2 separate regions of the Homo sapiens genome follow, and region 1 is linked to region 2. The links are chromatin contacts, found by Hi-C in ENCODE. All regions are on one chromosome and are shown on one strand. Each heading gives the region's core, a stretch centred on a gene start or an enhancer-like site at or near the end of the contact. The rest is flanking DNA. Distances are from core to core; before and after follow the strand shown. Region 1 overlaps LOC124906269 (a long non-coding RNA gene). Region 2 holds the start of ZBTB20-AS1 (ZBTB20 antisense RNA 1).

Region 1 (3,533 bases), core at 677-3,176, 1.4 Mb after region 2:
CCAAATTTCATGCGCGTCTGTGTGAAGAGACCACCAAACAGGCTTTGTGTGAACAACATGGCTGTTTATTTCACCTGGGTGCAGGCGGGCTGAGTTCGAAAAGAGAGTCAGGGAAGGGATATAAGGGTGGGGCCATTTTATAGGATTTGGGTAGGTAAAGGAAGATTACAGTCAAAGAGGGTTTGTTCTCTGGTGGGCAGGAGTAGGGGTTGCAAGGTGCTCAGTGGGGGTGTTTTTGAGCCAGGATGAGCCAGGAAAAGGACTTTCACAAGGTAATGTCATCACTTAAGGCAAGGACCAGCCATTTACACTTCTTTTGTGGTGGAATGTCATCAGTTAAGGTGGGGCAGAGCATATTCACTTCTTTTGTGATTCTTCAGTTACTTCAGGCCATCTGGGCATATACGTGCAAGTCACAGGGGATGCAATGGCTTGGCTTGGGCTCAGAGGCCTGACAATAGGCAACCATATTTTCCACGTTTGTGTAACAATTTTCTTTTTAGCAGATGAGGGAGAGATACACTTTTTTCATAGATTTGGATTCAGGTATCTTCTACAGCTATGGTGAGGTTACAGTGATTGATGATAGAAAAGAATTTCAGGTGTAATGGGTTGGTGTATTTGGTTGAATTGAATACAACTTAATTCTATATTGACAAATATTTGCAAAACTCTTTCCTTTAGAATCACAGACCATTTTCTTTTGAGCTCTCACATGCTGTTTTAGGCATACTTTAAAATAGATGGATGTAAAGGGAGTATAAAATGGAAGTATAGTAGAAGTAATTTCTTCTGAGGCACTAATGATAGCAAACCTTCAAGGTGGTGGAGACTTTGTAACCCTGAAGCTTCTGTGGCTTAAAAGAAATAAAATCTCAGGCCATCTTTGAAAACTTAGAGACTTCAAGTAATTTTTTTGATAGATTGGTAATATAAGGTATTATAGCAGGACGAGCTGCAGACAAGAAGCCCTCAGACACCGAATTGTAGAAGGAAAGGGCTTTATTCAGCTGGGAGCATTGGCGGACTCATGTCTCCAAATCCCTGCTCCCCGAGTGAGCAATTCCTCTTCCTTTTAAGGGATTACAACTCTAAGGGGGTCTGTGTGAGAGGGTCGTGATCAATTGAGCAAGCAGGGGGTACATGATTGGAGGCTGCATGCACCTGCACCGGTAATTAGAAGGGAACAGAACAGGACAGGGATTTTCACAGTGCTTTTCCATACACTGTCTGTATGGATATGTATAGATAACATAACCGATTAGGTCAGGGGTCAGTCTTTAACTACTAGGCCCAGGGTGCGGCACCGGGCTGTCTTCCTGTGGGTTTCATTTCTGCCTTTTAGTTTTTCCTTCTTTTTTTCTTTGGAGGCAGAAATTGGGGCATAAGACAATATGAGGGGTGGTCTCCTCCCTTAGTATATAATAAAGACTGGCTGGCTTTTGTCCCCAGGTCTTGGGAGATAAGCTCTAATTCCCTGGAATTTTCCAAGTAAAAGTTCTTTTTTTCGTTATTCATGTTGAGCCTCTTGGACCACACCTAATAGTGCGTACCAATAAGATGACTCAGGGTGGGCCAGGTGCTGTGGCTCATGCCTGTAACCCCAGCAGTTTGGGAGGCCGAGGAGGGTGGATCACAAGGTCAGGAGATCGAGACCATCTTGGCCAACATGGTGAAACCCCGTCTCTATTAAAATACAAAAAGTTAGCCAGGCGTGGTGGTGGTGTGTGTCGGTAATCCCTGCTACTTGGGAGGCTGAGGCAGGGGAATCGCTTGAACCTGAGAGGTGGAGGTTGCAGTGAGCTGAGATCACATCACTGTACTCCAGCCTGGTGACAGAGCAAGACTCTGTCTAAAAGCAAAATAAATAACATAAATAAAATGACTCAGTGTGGGTCCCTAGATAGTTCATAATAACTTGATGACTCAGGACGGTGGCTGCACGTATTAGAAATACCACCCGTGTAATTCAGTATTGAAGCATTGAATCACATGATATCAGCCTGACCTCTGGGCAGGGGAGGGGGTGTGGACATTCAATCAATCATGCCTAGGTAATGAAATCTAGAAACAAAAACAAAAAATCTAGATGCCTGGTTGGTGATACTTTGTTTGTTGTCACATATCAATGTGTTAGAAGGTTAGTACTTCTTCAGTCCACAGGAAGAGGACAATAGAAACTCCCCCACACTAGGGACTCTCTCAGACCTTACCCTGTGTCTCTCCCTTTGACCAGTTCTAATTTGTGTTCTTTGCTATAATAAGACTGAAATCGTAAGTATAATTCCCTGAGTTCTGTGAGTCATTCTAGCAAATTATTGAACCTAAAGGATAGTAAGAACCCTGGATTTGAAATGATCAGAAATGAGAGTGGTTTGAGAACCCTAATCTTGCAGCTGGTGTTTGAAGTGAAATAGTCTTTGAAGTGAGACTGTGTCTTTAACCTTGAGTTTGAAAAACTCATTGCAGAAGAACATTTTCAGAGTTTTTGTTTGTTTGTTTGCTTTTTTTTTTTTTTTTTGAGACGGAGTCTCGCTCTGTCCCCTAGGCTGGAGTGCAGTGGCGCGATCTCCGCTCACTGCAAGCTCCGCCTCCAGGTTCAGGCCATTCTCCTGCCTCAGCCTCCCGAGTAGCTGGGACTACAGGCGCCCACCACCATGCCCAGCTAATTTTTTGTATTTTTAGTGGAGACGGAATTTCACCGTGTTAGCCAGGATGATCTCGATCTCCTGACCTCGTGATCCGCCCGCCTCGGCCTCCCAAAGTGCTGGGATTACAGGCCAGATTTTTTTTTTAATAAAATTCAAAATGTGGAGAGACTGGGACCGTAATCTGTTTCTTTGAGCCAGAGGGGTCTAGGAATTTTGGTTCTGTTTGATCCTTTTCCCATTATTGAAGCCCATCATGAGTGCTCATTCCTCCATTCCATCCCCCAGCCGCCTAACTTGGGATTAATTCTCATGGAGGTGTTTCAAAGTCAATTTGACTCCTAAGAGTAGCACTTCAGACGCTCCCAGTCACTCCTGATGTATGATCTTTGGACTATAGATTGCTTATTTCTCATTTTCTTTCTATGTGTCCTGTGTAATGCAATAGGGCTTCTATAGAGATTCAGGAAACATTTCGTGAAGATCATAGCTCTCAGCAGTAATAGAAAACAAACTGCATTTTTGTAAGTAGAAATAACAGGTGGCTGTAGAAGGTACCTTAGTTCCTTCTACTGCTATGAGGTAGCATCTCATTAAAACTAACCCTTAAAGATAACCACTACTATGGAGACTTTGAAGAAAGAGCATATTTTCTAATGTTTTTGGTATCATAACCCAAGGTTGCACTGAAGTCTAACAATCATAAGTGTCTTAATTATTTATAGCATTTCAGTGGTAATTTATACTTATTTCTTTCAGTCCCTTAAGGGAAAAAAAGAAAAAGAAAAAAAAAACACGTTTACAGAATCTCTTTGCTTAGGTGGAGAAAATTCTTGTAAATACCACGTTCCTTTCTGTGACAGACGAGGCATTGTTAGAAGAGCT
Region 2 (3,570 bases), core at 1-2,500:
GTGTTGCCAGCTGTGCCAATGACCTGCGTGTTGCTGGTCAAGGTCAGAGGCATCCTCAGGTTGCTGGTGAGGGTTTCTGTCTGGCGTAAGTAGAGCTGGGTACTTGGCAATGGCTGCCCGATGGACGTGTTGACCGAAGGCTGTTGTAGGACGCTCTTGTCGGAGCTGTTGCTGACAGTGATAACAGTGCTGTCCATCTCCACTTCATTGCTTCTCTCCGGAGAGGAAGCACCTGTTTCTAGCTGGTTTGTCTGCGGACCACCCTCAGCGGGGGCTTCTGCAGCCTGCTCGGGTTGGGTGGGTTCAGCCTGGCTGTCCCGCGCCGCCCCAGGCCCAAACTGCTGCTCCACCGAGTCAGGCTCGGTGCCTATGGAGGAGCTGACGCCCGAGTCGAAGCTTTCACCTTTGGGCTCACTCTCGGTGCCCTCGGCCTGGTCTGTGTCTTCCGTGCACTCCTCGGATTCGTTGCGTTCCAGGATCTGCACCCTTTGCTGCCCGTAGTAGTCGTAATCGTCCTCCATCTCCTGCTTGATGTGGATGTTGCCCACTAGGGTCTGGATGCGCACAGGCCGGGGCTGCTTGCGGCAGTGCGTGGTCTCGGGGGTGGTGGACAGGTAGCGCTCCATCTGCTGCGAGCGCTCATGGATGCGTGTGATCCAGCTGGGGTCTTCCATGTGGTGGTCGCGGGGCAGGCCGAGCGCAGTCTCGTGGTGGCTGACCACTGCGCCGCTGTAAAAAGAGCGCTCGCCGCTGCCATTCTGCATGGAGCACGCGTAGAGTGCCGAGTAGATCCTGTCCACGCTGTGCTGTGGGTGGCTCTGCAGGTAGCCCGACTCCGTGTCGCTGCTCTGGCCTGACGTGCCTGACTCGGGAGTGCCCCGCGGCGTGTCCTGGCCCGAGTCCTGGATCCCCGGGAACACATCGCCCACGTTCTGTGACACGATGCGCGTGCACTCGTCGATGACTGTTTTGATCTGCAGGATGCTGGCGGCCGTGAGGATCTGCAGAGCTTCCGACTGCGAGACCCGTAGCACGCCGCTGTACATGAAGTCAATGAGCTTTTGCACTGACTGCACTGACACCACCGACGGGATCTCGATGTCGCTGTAGCCAAGCAGCAGTTTGTCCTGGAAGAAGGGGCTGCCGGCTGCCAGCACGCAGCGGTGTGCGCGCAGCATGCTCCCGTGGATGCGCACCGTTACGTCACAGAAGTGGCCACGGTTGCGCTGCTCGTTGAGGGTCTCGAGCACGGAATTGCTGAAGTTGTGAAGGTTGATGCTGTGAATGCGCTCGGTCATCCCCTTGCAACTGATGTCACCTGCAGCATGTCAACGCAGACACAAAACAGGGCATGGGTCAGATCTAGCTGGTTGCATTCCTAACACCTAGGTTTCAGGTGAGTAATGCTCATGGCTCCTAGAAGCACTGCCCTTACATACGCAAGTGGGGAGATGGACAGGCTGCGGCATACAAGCTGTAGGTACGATGACCTGAGGGAAAAGGACCTTGAATTTTGCTCCAATTCCGGCCTTTAGTGCCGCAGCCATTTTGGGTATCCATATTAACTCCCCAGAGCTTCGGCTGAGGTAGAGTGGCCTAATAACCAGATGATTTGTTTGCCTGCTATTCCTACAGCTTCAGCAAAGAACTGAAAGGCAAATGGAAGACTTGTTCTTATGGAACACTAAACCTCCACTTTATTTTTATTTATGTATTTATTTACTTTGCCTTCACTTTAGACAGGCCTAAGCCCAGATTCTTTGGGAAAGTTTACATTTCCCCCAACTTATCAAAGTCCCTTATTTTATTCATACACAGTGACCATATTCATAGTTAACAAATAAACCCCCTTCCTATTAAGTCATATGGCATATTATCAAAACCCACACCATGTATGCAAAAATTATTGGAAAATTCAACCCAGACTAAGATATCTACCAAACAGTCATGATCATGCTTTCCGGATGATGGATGGGCTACAGAAAGCAATCTGCTAGCTAAAGGGGCACTCCATGGCTGCTTTCTGTATCTACTCATTCTTCTTGTCATCTCTGACAACCTGTTTGAGCACTTTCTAGGGTGGTTGCATGTGATATGGAAGGTTTTCTGAATTTTCTGAGGCTTAATGAAGGAGGAATGTTAAAAAGGTCAGAGATGGCAGTTCTGACCCAGGAGACTACAGTACATTGGTGATCATATTTATTATGCAAACAGGGCACTTTCAAGAGTGAAAGAGAGCATTGTTAATAATTAGGCCAGGATAGCAGGAGTAAGCCAGAAGTGGGATATATGATCTCCTTGGGTAATAGGGTGCTTTATGTACTTGCCACAGGGAAGTATTAAACAGCTCCCAGGAGGAAGGCAACAGCTATGTGGAGGCTGCGGATAGCCTGACCCAGCGCCACCCTATAACGTAGGCTGTTATGGCAAGGGATACTATTGATAAGATTTGGATTCAGAATGAGAAAGAAAACAGGTGGCTACAGCAGTAGATCTTAGGGCTTTTCTATTTTTCTAGCTCATCTCTCAGATGGCTCTAGAGAATCCCCCTCCAAATAATTCTTCAATCAGATTCCCCATTCTTGCCTTTACAACTGAACAATCAGCTTGGGAAAGTGAAATAAGTGGGCTTTCAAAACCAAATGGCCCAAGCACTGATTGTTGGCCTGGACCCAAATCTCTCTGTCTTGTGAGAAGCCACCTGAGAGGTAACAGCCTGCAGATAGGAAGAAGGCCTACCTCCTCAAACTCTTTCCGCTCTACCTTGCGATAGAAGACTTGTTCAGGAAACTCTGAGTTCAATGAGCGTTTCTACCTTGCTTCACTCAATCACCCTCACATGGTATGAGCTTAACTTAATAAATGTTCAATAATACAATTTGCACTAATTTGTATAAGAGCATTCTTTCTCGTTCTGACTCTATCAGGTCTGTTATGTGCCTAAAATATTGTATTAGGCTACAGATTCCATCGTTTTTACTTATATAAGACAAGTTCTCTTTGCCAGATTAAAGAATTAAGGTAAATCCCCTGTAACCATGTGAACACAAAATATGGCCCCAAAAGAAGGCACAAATAACCCAGGAAGGGCTGTTCAGGAGCTCAATCAGCAGCAGACCAAATTTCAAGTTCTTGCTGAGTTCGCCATACATACATACCATGATAGTAATCACAAGATAACATTTTTTAGGGGTTACAGTTCTAACTGCTTTCTGTATATGATTTCATTTAATCTTACAGCAACCATGGGAAGTAGATGATATTATTCCCATTTTACAGATGAGGAAACTGAGGCCAGAGAAACTAAGAAACTTGCTCAAGTACACACAGGCAATTGCTGGTAGACTGGCATTTAAACCCAGGCAGTCTGGCTCTAGAGTTCACCCTCTTAACTGCTTCATTATATTGCATAGTTTGCCCTTTACTGAGGTCTGGCCCTTAGGGATCCACGGCTCTGTTGTAAAGCTGTGTGAAAGGCTTTGTCCACTACTACCTCCAGCTACTTCTATACCTATCCGTGATTTAGTGTGGCTTTTATGTTTTTAGGCTGTGATGCTTTGACATAGCCTC

The links. Hi-C counts contacts between places; a loop is a spot of excess contacts on that map. Pooled maps may share reads with other maps.
Region 1: a loop to region 2 is called in a pooled map, with 2.3 times the contacts of the local background. The contact joins the enhancer-like site here to the promoter of ZBTB20-AS1 in region 2. A Hi-C loop is called at or near these places in 4 of 168 maps with a recorded cell type or tissue (A673, MCF 10A, endothelial cell of umbilical vein and 1 more), 1 of 37 single-sample maps with no recorded cell type and 10 of 50 pooled maps.

The regions. Positions count from the first base shown.
Region 1 is chr3:115,798,710-115,802,242 of GRCh38, forward strand. The region is part of intron 1 of LOC124906269 (a long non-coding RNA gene); the gene reads left to right. Among named protein-coding and RNA genes, the nearest start is that of SNORD155, 100 kb to the right of the region's middle. RefSeq lists an enhancer at 9-514. Within about 2 kb of position 1,927, at least 4 of the 41 ENCODE cell types and tissues checked have a DNase peak (open chromatin) inside an H3K27ac peak, as active enhancers do; they include mammary epithelial cell, where a contact is called at or near this core.
Region 2 is chr3:114,350,561-114,354,130 of GRCh38, forward strand. It overlaps ZBTB20-AS1 (ZBTB20 antisense RNA 1), which reads left to right and starts at 1,251. Exons shown (of 9, transcript NR_038993.1): 1 at 1,251-1,396. ZBTB20 (zinc finger and BTB domain containing 20) reads right to left here. Exons shown (of 12, transcript NM_001348800.3): 11 at 1-1,318.